Linked DNA regions of Homo sapiens: region 2 is linked to region 1. A link is a contact called in ENCODE Hi-C or POLR2A ChIA-PET data. All regions are on one chromosome and are shown on one strand. The core of a region is the stretch at or near the end of the contact, and the rest is flanking DNA. Distances in the headings are between cores, read along the strand shown. Region 1 has its middle 14 kb from the start of LINC02308. Region 2 overlaps PTPN21 (protein tyrosine phosphatase non-receptor type 21).

What was found. A loop is a pair of places that touch in the nucleus more often than their neighbours do. ChIA-PET counts read pairs that join two places held with the same protein, here RNA polymerase II (POLR2A).
Region 2: a loop to region 1 is called in a map of posterior vena cava, with 34 times the contacts of the local background. The contact joins two enhancer-like sites. A Hi-C loop is called at or near these places in 1 of 168 maps with a recorded cell type or tissue (posterior vena cava). POLR2A ChIA-PET finds 5 or more read pairs at or near these places in 1 of 52 experiments (H1).

Annotation. Positions count from the first base shown.
Region 1 is chr14:81,461,499-81,467,269 of GRCh38, reverse strand. No RefSeq gene overlaps it. Among named protein-coding and RNA genes, the nearest start is that of LINC02308, 14 kb to the right of the region's middle. Within about 2 kb of position 2,594, at least 12 of the 41 ENCODE cell types and tissues checked have a DNase peak (open chromatin) inside an H3K27ac peak, as active enhancers do.
Region 2 is chr14:88,531,776-88,537,546 of GRCh38, reverse strand. The region is part of intron 2 of PTPN21 (protein tyrosine phosphatase non-receptor type 21); the gene reads left to right. Among named protein-coding and RNA genes, the nearest start is that of PTPN21, 20 kb to the left of the region's middle. Within about 2 kb of position 2,171, at least 3 of the 41 ENCODE cell types and tissues checked have a DNase peak (open chromatin) inside an H3K27ac peak, as active enhancers do.

The DNA.
Region 1 (5,771 bases), core at 1,345-3,844:
GTGTAATACAGGGTGACACAGTGAATCGGGTATCAGCACTACCTTCAAGGACTCCCTAAACAGTGGCCTTCAGGCGCTTGGCAAGACTAACGCTACTTCCCTGGTTGGAATTTGTAAGAGCTTCTCATTTAACTGCTACCAACTCAGTTTGTCTACAAATTTAGAATGAGACCTCCCACATCCATTTACCTGAAATAGCTGAGCTAATGGAGATTAATGGAACTAACGGGGGAGTGTGTGCGTGAGCAGTATTCATCATACCTATTTCAATTCTCCTCACTGCTGGGGCCTCAACACTATGCTGTGCCTTTTTTCCCTCCCTCTGCCCTCTGCCCAAGCTCACTCTCCTCCAAGTCTCTGCTCAGACTTGCCTGACTGCCCCCCCATTAAATCAAGACCATCTGTTATACATCCCCCGTGTTTTCCCTTTATAGCACTTATTGATTATGGTATTTAATTAATCTTCATATCCCTATTGTTAAATCTCAAAAGGACAGGCACCAGTCCATCTCACCCACCAGTGTGGTGTGTGCCCAGAGCTTGGCACAATGTCCAACACTTAGGACTGATTAATAGTTGAATTACAAATTAGCCAGACATGATGGTGCATACCTGTAATCCCAGCCACTAGGGAGACTGAGGCATGAGAATCGCTTGAAGCCGGGATGCGGAGGTTGCAGTGAGCCAAGATGATGCCGCTGCACTCCAGCCTGGGCGACGGCCACGGAGGGAGACTCCATCTATATATATATTTGTTTGTTTATTTATTTATTTATATTTATATAAAATGGAGTCTCACTCTGTCACCCAGGCTGGAGTGCAGCAGTGGGATCTCAGCTCACTGCAACCTCCACCTCCCAGGTTCAAGCGATTCTCCTACCTCAGCCTCTTGAGTGACTGGGATTACAGGCACCCACCACCATGCCCAGCTAATTTTTGTATTTTTAGTAGAGACGGGGTTTCTCCATGTTGGCCAGGCTGGTCTCAAACTCCTGACCTCAGGTGATCCGCCCACCTTGGCCTCCCAAAGTGCTGGGATTACAGGCATGAGCCACCACGGCTGGCTATATATATATATATATATATATATATATATTTGAATTTGAATGAGCAGATGGACTTTCCAGTAGAAATAACATTCTGAAAGATAGTGAAGACCCAGAGTCATCTCTTGTGAAAACCTGCCTAAATACAAATGTACTTGAACGACTTATGTGGCACTGTGTACTTAACTAGCTACTTCATGTAAGATTTCTCTGAACTAGTTACCCAATCAATTCTCCCTGTTCCCAAGAAAGCAGGAGAAATCCCTCCTAGAAAAACAGCTTCAAGGAGGGAAAAGAAAGTGAGTATGTCTGGCAGGTGCTTTCATGGCCCATGGGGGACCCAGGGATGACAACTTCTACCCCGCAGTGGGGTGGCGGTGCTCCAGAAATTGGGTCAGGAGGGCTCTACATTGAAGGCAATCCACTGAAGTGACAAAGCCCTTTGCCAACCAAAAAGCAGGAAACACTGAGTACTTAAGCCACCGCTGAAAAGAAACCAAGGCAGCCCCCGCCCTCCTTGATACAGTGTGGCAATTCCACTCAACACCGCCTGAATGCTTATTAAGGCGAAGGCCTTGTGCCAGGAAGGAGGGGCACTGTGACGGAGCTGGGGGCTAACTCTTCCACGAATGCTACCTGGAGATGCTGTTGGGCGTGAATATTCTTACACGGGGCATGGCCTTTCCACGCATGTCTTTCTTCCTCCAGTAGGTTGACACTGTCATGAGATCATAATGATGAGAAATTGCAAGAAATATAGTTGGAGGATTTGCTTAGATTTTCTTAAAAGTGTTACCGGCTGGGCAAGGTGGCTCATGCCTGTAATCCCAACACTTTGGGAGGCCAAGGCGGGTGAATCATGAGGTCAAGAGTTCAAGACCAGCCTGGCCAACATGGTGAAACCCCATCTCTACTAAAAATAAAAATAAAAATAAAAATAAAAATAAATAGCCGGGTGTAATGGCGTGCACCTGTAATCCCAGCTACTCGGGAGGCTGAGGCAGAGAACTGCTTGCAGGAGGCGGAGGTTGTGGTGAAACAAGATCGCGCCACTGCACTCCAGCCTGGGTGAGAGAGCGAGACTCTGTCTCAAAAAAAAAATAATAATAAATAAATGAAAGTGTTACCAAGTAGTGATACTCTGGCCAAAGTACGATTAAAAACTGAAAACCAAGACGTTTTAATATCTCTTTAAGGAAAGCGCTGCACCCCCTTCTTAGGATTTTATGGCTGGAGGAGATACACAGCTGTCATCATTCTGTCTTCCTCCCCCAAGCAGCCTCCACTTCTTTTGTTTCTGTAAAAAGGAAGTGCAGGGCAGAGAAGAACCGAATTCACAACTCAGGCAGTTTCCTTTTGCTCTGTTTAGCATTGCTTCTCTCAAAGATGCACAGTACATTGGATTGGATCATAGTATAGACGGTCCAAGCTCCTTTTTTGGGTTGAAACGCAACTTATGTCTCACTAATCTTTTTAAATCTGCGACTACCGGTTCCTCGGAAAAGTATGACTGCAGTTACCGTAATTTCCACTAGAGGGCACAAAAGGGCTACATCTGAGGCAAAGTTTAGGCGATAAAACTTTCTGGGTTTTTCGAAGTTTTTCAGACGTCTTTTCTGGGGTAGGCAAAATCTGAGGGACAGGTGCTCCCCAGATTTCCTGGAATAAAATCACTGTAACTACTAGAAACATCACAAAATGTTAAAAAGTACACTAGGCCAGCAGTGTGAGTTGTGACGTGTACACAGCTTTCTGGCTGATGTCGCTGAAGAATGAATGTGACGTTCCTCTGTAGGCAAGTGATGCACCCCCTGCCTCTAGAAATATTTTCGTCATCATCGTGACTAAATGATGGCTTCCATAAAGAGATGTCTTAGGCACTGGCACCTGTGTGTGTAGCCTTATTTGGAAAAAGTTAAAGATCACCAGCTGAGATATTCTAGATTATCAGTGTGGGCCCAAAATCCAGTGACAGGTGTCCTTATTTTTTAAATTTTATTATTTATTTATTTATTTATTTATTTATTTATTTATTTTGAGAGGGAGTCTCACTCTGTCGCCCAGGCTGGAGTGCGGTGGTGCGATCTCGGCTCACTGCAACCTCCACCTCCTGGGTTCAAGCAATTCTCTGCCTCAGCCTCTGGAGTAGCTGGGATTACAAGCACCTGCCACCACGCCAGTCTAATTTTTGTATTTTTTGTAGAGACAGGGTTTCACCATCTTGGCCAGGCTGGTCTTGAACTCCTGACCTCGTGATCCACCCGCCTCGGCCTCCCAAAATGCTGGGATTACAGGTGTGAGCCACCATGCCCGGCCAACAGGTGTCCTTATATGGGAAAGGTGGAGGGAGATTTGACACACAGAAAAGGAGAAGACACAGAGCAGAGGAAAATGCTTTGTGAAGATGGAGGCAGAGATCAGAGTTCAGCTGCCACAAGCCATGCCAGGAGCCACTAGGAGCCGGAAGAGGTCAGGAAGGGTTCCCTTTTAGGGCCTCCGGAGGTAGCACAGCCCTGCAGACACCTTAATTTTGACCTTCTGGACTCCAGAACTATGAGAGAATAAGTTTCTGTTGTTTTAAGCCACCAAGTTTGTGGTGTAATTGGTTACAATAAGCCTAGGAAACTAGCACAGTCATCCTATACCGTGAGTGGTCAATGGGAGCGATGTGACTCCAAGGAGGAGAGAATGGGCTCCCGGTAGGGTGTGAAAAAGTCCTAGATATTACAATGGTTTGTCATCCTCCAAGAGGTCCTATAAACAGCTTTATGTATAAACATAAACAGATAGACAGTATATTTGTGGTATTAAAGTTTTATACATAGTGGGGAGGAGAAGGACAATTAGGAGGGGAAAATGTCTAAAAGGGCTCCTTAGAAGAATTCTTTTTTAGGATCTCCCTCGTCTCCCTCTGCCTCGTCTCCCTCTCCCTCTCCCTCCCCCGTCTCCCTCTCCCTCCCCCGTCTCCCTCTCCCTCCCCCGTCTCCCTCTCCCTCCCCCGTCTCCCTCTCCCTCCCCCGTCTCCCTCTCCCTCTCCCATCTCCCTCTCCCTCTCCCTCTCCCTCGTCTCCCTCTCCCTGTCCCCGGTCTTCCTCTGATGCCACCAAAGTTGTGAAAGCGGAGGCTGGACTGTACTGCCGCCATCTCGGCTCACTGCAACCTCCCTGCCTGATTCTCCTGCCTCAGCCTGCAGAGTGCCTGGGATTGCAGGCGCGCGCCGCCACACCTGACTGGTTTTTGCATTTTTTGGTGGAGACGGGGTTTCGCCGTGTTGGCCGGGCTGGTCTCCAGCTCCTGACCGCGAGTGATCTGCCTGCCTCGGCCTCCCGAGGTGCCAGGATTGCAGACGGAGTCTCGCTCACTCGGTGCTCAATGTTGCCCCTGCTGCAGTGCAGTGGCGTGATCTCGGCTCGCTACAACCTCCACTTCCCAGCCGCCTGCCTTGGCCTCCCAAAGTGCCGAGACTGCAGCCTCTGCCCGGCCGCCACCCCGTCTGGGAAGTGAGGAGCGTCTCTGCCTGGCCGCCCATCGTCTGAGATGTGGGAAGCGCCTCTGCCCTGCCGCCCCCTCTGGGATGTGAGGAGCGCCTCTGCCCGGCCGCGACCCCGTCTGGGAACTGAGGAGTGTCTCTGCCCCACCGCCACCCCATCTGGGAGGTGAGGAGCGTCTCTGCCCGGCCGCCCCGTCTGGGAAGTGAGGAGCCCCTCCGCCCACCAGCCGCCCTGTCCGGGAGGGAGGTGGGGGGCGCCTCTGCCAGGCCGCCCCGTCTGGGAAGTGAGGAGCCCCTCTGCCCGGCCGCCACCCCGTCTGGGAGGTGTACCCAACAGCTCATTGAGAACGGGCCATGATGACGATGACAGTTTTGTCGAATAGAAAAGGGGGAAATGTGGGGAAAAGAAAGAGAGATCAGATTGTTACTGTGTCTGTGTAGAAAGAAGTAGACATGGGAGACTCCATTTTGTTCTGTACTAAGAAAAATTCTTCTGCCTAGGGATGCTGTTAATCTATAACCTTACCCCCAACCCGGTGCTCTCTGAAACATGTGCTGTGTCCACTCAGGGTTAAATGGATTAAGGGCGGTGCAAGATGTGCTTTGTTAAACAGATGCTTGAAGGCAGCATGCTCGTTAAGAGTCATCACCACTCCCTAATCTCAAGTACCCAGGGACACAAACACTGCCGAAGGCCGCAGGGTCCTCTGTCTAGGAAAACCAGAGACCCTTGTTCACATGTTTATCTGCTGACCTTCCCTCCACTATTGTCCTATGACCCTGCCAAATCCCCCTCTCCGAGAAACACCCAAGAATGATCAATAAATACTAAAAAAAATAAAAATTTAAAAAAAAAAAAAAATTCTTTTTTAAAAGTTGAGAGGCCAGGCGCGGTGGCTCACGCCTGTAATCCCAGCACTTTGGCAGGCCAAGACAGAGTGAGACTCCTTCTCAAAAAAAAAAAAAAAGTTAAGAAATGCAGTTCAAGGCGAGGAGCAGTGGCTCACGCCTATAATCCCAGCACTTTGGGAGGCCGAGGCGGGCAGATCACTTGAGGTCAGGGGTTTGAGGCCACTGCACCCAGCCTAAATAAATTTAAATAAATTTAAATAAATATTTGAAGAATATTAATTTGCAACTTTTCTCTTATTAGCCTACCCAGGGCACCGTGTTCAGCCCTAATCAGTTGTCTTATTTTCTAAGATATTCTTTCTTTCTTTCTTTGTTGGAAACAT
Region 2 (5,771 bases), core at 922-3,421, 7.1 Mb before region 1:
TTCTCATGTTCAATGCTGTATTCCTAGTTCCCAGAACAGTGATTGACATGTAGTAGGTATTCAATCAATATTCATTGAATGAATAGATGAATCTTTCTAAACATTAGTCCAGTTAAAAATAGAGTATATTTATTTGTGTTTCAGAGGCATCATATTCATAGCATCTCATTGTCCAGGATAGTAAATAGAAAAGAGATAAGCAGTTCATCCATGTGGACAGTAATCTCAGTTTGTGCCTCCTACTGTCTTTCAGTCCCTGAAATTGTCTTATCATTTGACTCTTCCTTAAAGATAAATGCTACAGCAACAACAAAAATCTAGCCACACGAGAAGTTCAGTTACTTGGACTTCAGTATAATTTCAGAATAATTTAGAAGGTCAAGATGTACTCTTGATTATTTTCTTGAGTCTTCATTTAGTTGTAATAGAGTATAATGATATTGCATATTACCACTTTGGCTGTAAAATATATATTATTTGATCAAGTATAGAAGAAAACTGATTAAAATTAAACAGAAAAGGAAAAAATGCTGCCTGCTTTGAGGCAATGTGACCGCCACTATCTGTCACAAGGAAGAAGTACGATACTTCATTATTTATGGCAGACTCTGTAAAGGTAAGCTCCAGGCTTGAATTAGGTTAATACTTGTTAACTACCCTTGTTAGATGATCTCTTCCCGGGATAGACTTTATCTAGTGCTATCTTCTGTCATCTCTTTCCTGATGAAAAGTCTTCTGACTTCTGCCTAGTCTAAGAAAGGCATCAGGATGAAATTATATTTGCAATTTTAGATGGGATTAACTTTTATCAACCCAATGCATCAGTGGCTTTAAAAACCCTTCAGCTAATTTCTGTGTCCCTCTGCTCTACTTTAAAAATAGTACAACCAAAAAGACTCTTAAAATAATTAGACGAGAAATGACTTAGGGATTAGGAAAGGGTTTACATTCTGACAGGATTTGGACCTGCTTTTAATAGCTGACGTCTCCTTAGGGGACTATGATTTGGGTGCTGCACATTTTTTCCCCATCTCAAATTTGTAAACTCTCTTTTGCTTTGAACAAAAAACTTGGTTATCAAATCACTTTGTTCTCAGTCAACATCAGTTCATGTAAAGTAAGTCAACCATATTGTGCTGAAAAGAAGCCAAGTTTGTTTTAACTTTTATTTTTACTGTAGTTTACAAAGCAGGCACAGTTATCTGTACAATTTTAGAAGAGTAGCTATGAAAAAATTTTAAACAACTATGAAGAAATCATTGAATAACTTTTTGAAAACTATCCTGATATGTTTGTTCATAACAAAATAGGAAAGGAAGGGAGAATGTAAACACACCTGACAATGAAAGTTTCACAAAATTCTCTACAGTGACTATTGAGAATTGATCTAGGGGATGCTAGAAGATTCAGTGATTTAACAACTTCTGCTGGAATGAGTTTCCCACAGGTCAAGTCAATTTGCTTTGATCACCAGTGAGAGTGGATGCAGCTGTGGAGAAAGAGAAGCCACGTGGAGGTAAAGTTTCTTATCAGGAAAAGCACTGGAAAGTTATATAACAAAGTGTGGCAGGAGACATGAACTGAACGCCAATAACTAAAGGCTGTCTGCTGGAAAACTTCTGTTACAATTAAACGAACTCCATTAACAGGACGTGCATAGTCCAGAAGATTTGGACTCAAGGAAGAGAGGATGTGTGCTTCTGGGAAGATATCCTAGACCAAGGCAGTAGTTAAAATTTCAGGCACATGGGCCTGTCTGTAGCAAAGTTTTTGCCTTTCTTTTAGTAAAAGTCCTGGTATGTTCAGACTTTAAAGGAAGAAATTAGTTTGACTGTTATTTGAATAGTGATATTTTCAAGGAAGAAGCATGCTTGATTCAAGTTTTATTCTATTTTCTGTCATACCTGAAGAGATCCTATCTGCTAAATATAGGTACCATGACAAAGGTAAGAGTGCTTTTCAGTATTATCAGTACGATTAGAACTTACAAAGTTCTTCACCACAATTTTGAGGAAGGAAGAGTACATGTTAAATTCCCTATTAAGAAACAGACTCAGTGAGGAAGTGAGACATTCCAGAGCTGGCAAGTGGTAAAGTCAGGACTCAAAGGCCGAGCCTTTTGCCTGCAAATCTAGTGCTCTTTGTACCACACCATGCTAGTGGCAGCTATTGGAATCTCAGGCATTGTCACCCGGGGGAAATACAGCCATGTGTCACTTAAGGACAGGGAAATGTTCTAAGAAATTCGTTAGGCAATTTCATTGTTGTGTGAACATCACAGGGAGTACTTAAACCTACGTGGTATAGCCTACTGCACACCTGCTATGTGCTGTGGCCTAGTCCTGGTAGGCTATAATAAACCTGTCCAACATGTTACTATACTGAATACTGTAGGTAATTATATATATATAACAATGGTGAGTATTTGTGTACTTAAACATATCTAAGCATAGAAAAGGTGCAGTAAAAATGTGAGGTAAAAGATTAAAAAGGTACACCTGTATAGGGTACTTACCGTGAATGGCGCTTGCAGAACTAAAAGTTGCTGTGGGTGAGTCAGTGAATACGAAGGCCTAGGAAGTTGCACTATAGTAGTAGGACACTATTGTAGCCTCTAGAAACACTGTACAGCTAGGCTACATTAAATATATCACAATTTTTTAATTTTTTAAGACAGAGTCTCACTCTGTTGCCCAGGTTGGAGTGCAGTGACGCAATCATGGCTCACTGCAGCCTCGACTTCCAGGCTCAAGCATTCTCCCAAGTAGCCTCAGCCTCCCAAGTAGCTGGAATTATAGGCGTGCACCACCACACCTGGCTAATTTTTGTAGTTTTAGTAGAAATGGGGTTTCAACATGTTGGCCAGGCTTGTCTTGAACTCCTGACCTCAGGTGATCCTCCCACCTCGGCCTCCTAAAGTGCTGGGATTACAGGCATGAGCCACCACACCTGGCCTTCGATAATAAATTAACCTCAGCTTACTATAACGTTTTTGCTTTACAAACTTTTAAATTTTTAAAACTTTTGACTCTTGTAATAACATAGGTTAAAACACAGACACATTGTACAGCTATACAAAAATATCTATATCCTTACCCTATAAGCTTTTTTCTATTTTAAAGTATTTTTTTGTTTTTTACTTTTTAAACTTTTTTTTTTTTCTTTTGAGACAGTCTTACTTTGTTGCCCAGGCTGGGGTACAGTTGCGTGATCTTGGCTTACTGCAACCTCTGCGTCCTGGGTTCAAGCCATTTTTGTGCTTCAGCCTCCCAAGTAGCTGGGATTACAGGTGTGCACCACCAAGCGCCCCCCGCCCCCCCTTTTTTTTAATTTTTAGCAGAGGTGGGTTTTTGCCGCGTTGGCCAGGCTGATCTTGAACTCTCCTCGCCACAAGTGATCCACTCACCTTGGCCTCCCAAAATGCTGAGATTACACGTGTGAGCCACCGTGCCCGGCCACTTTTTAAACTTCTGTGTTGAAAACTAAGACACACATATTAGCCTAGCCTTAAACAGGGTCAGGATCATCAATAACACTTTCTTTCACCTCCACATCTTGTCCTCCTGGACAGTTTTCAGGGGCGGTAACATGCATGGCTCTGTCATCCCCTATGATAACAATGCCTTCTTCTGGAAACCTCCTGAGGCTGATTTCCAGTTCACTGTTTTTTTTATTTGAAAGAGGGTCTCATTCTGTCACCCAGGCTGTAGTGCAGTGGCTCAATCACAGCTCACTGCAGCCTCGAACTTCTGGGCTCAAGCAATCCTCCTGCCTCAGCCTCCTAGTTGGGTCTACACCACCACACCTGGCTGATTTTTGTATTTTTTGTTGTGATGGGGTCTCACTATGTTGCCCAGGCTGTTCTTGAACTCCTTGGCTCAAGTGATCCTCTGGCCTCAGTCTCCCAAAGCACTGGGATTACAGATGGGAGCTACTGCACCTGGCCTACAGTTAACTTTTTTATAAATAGGAGTACACTCTAAATAAAAAGTATAATAAATGCATAAATCAGTAACATAGTCATTTATTATCGTCCAGTGTTATGTACTGTACATAGTTGTATGTGCTGTGCTTTTGTGCAATTGGTAGCACGATAGGTTTGTTTATACCAGCATCACTACAGACATGTGAGTAATGCATTGCACTGCAACTTAGCAACTACAACATCACTATGTGATAGGAATTTTTCAGCTGTTACAGTCTTAGGGGACCACCATCGCATTTGTGGTCTGTCGTTGACTAAAACATTGTTATGCGGCACGTGACTGTAATTAGCTTCTATGCTACTAGTTAAACCTTTCAAAAAACAAATAACAGCAGGTACCAAAACAGAAATGGAAACAGCTTTCATGTTTGGCTTTGGAAAATATGCTTGTACTTGTAAGTGAAGTAATGAAACCCCAATTAAATTGGCTAGAGTACTGTAAAGCTTTATATAAAATAAGTTATTTTTGGAAAATAAGTTATTTCTTGGAAATAAGTTATTTCTTTGGGAAATGAAGCGCTTCATAACTAACTTTGCCTGATAAACAAGGTTGACTCCTTTGTCCAAACTATTTGGAGTGCTAAGTTTTGGAAACAATTTATAAATTTCTATCTGTCGTAAATAAAGGATACTACCTCTGCTTTTAGGAACAGTGATTGTTGTTGAATACATGACTAATTAATGTTTGGAGTTATTTGTTTCTTTAGTAAGTAACTCCAGACTCCCATATATTTGTAATTCTTTGTAAATTCTATTTAAGGGGTTTTTGTTTGTTATGTACGTGTTCTCCTTTGCTAAAAAGAATGTTGCCCATCACTTCCCTCTACTGCCAACTTGCTATTATTAAATAAGCCCTTTTCCTTTAATTTGTCATCTTTTAATCTGCTTTGGATTGGATTACCAAATCGCTAAACTCATTAAAAGTATGTATAAAATAAGAAAAAAAATCCATAAAAGAGATAGGAGAAATTTCTTCTTTGTCAAGGGCATATACTTTATAACATTGACTTTAATATGTATTTTTGATTGCTCAAACACATTTTTCCCTATTCTCTGTTCTTCAATTATGTTCACGTGAGGTTGCCAGTTAACTGTCAAACGGCACAAAATCTTGACGTAAGTATAGATATTAGAAAATAGAAATTGTAATGAACTCATAGGCTCGTCTATTTCTGGCTCATTTTTTTTCTTAGACTTAATGAACTGAATTTGTTGTATTTAAACATTTTAAAATAGAGCTGAAAATATCTGTACTTGTTATGTCCTTTCCTGGTTTTGGTATTAGGGTAATGCTGGCTTCATAGAATGATTTAGGGAGGATTCCCTCTTTCTCTATCTTTTGGAATAGTTTCAGTAGGATTGGTACCAATTCTTCTTTGAATGTGTGATAGAATTCAGCTGTGAATCCATCTGGTCCTGGACTTGTTTTTTGTTGGCAGTTTTTTTTTTTTTAATTACCGTTTCAGCCTCAATACTTGTTATTGGTCTGTCCAGAGTTTCTGTTTCTTCCTGGTTTAATCTAGGAGAGTTGTCTATTTCCAGGATTTTATCCATCTCCCTTAGGTTTTCTAGTTTATGCACGCAAAGGCGTTCATAGTAGACTTGAATGATCTTTTGTATTTCTGTGGTATTGGTTGTAATATCTCCCAGTTCATTTCTAATTGAGCTTATTTAGATATTCTCTTTTCTTGGTTAATCTCGCTAATGGTCAATCAATTTTGTTTACCTTTTCAAAGAACCAGCTTTTTGTTTTTGTTTTGTTTTGTTTCAATTTCATTTGGTTCTG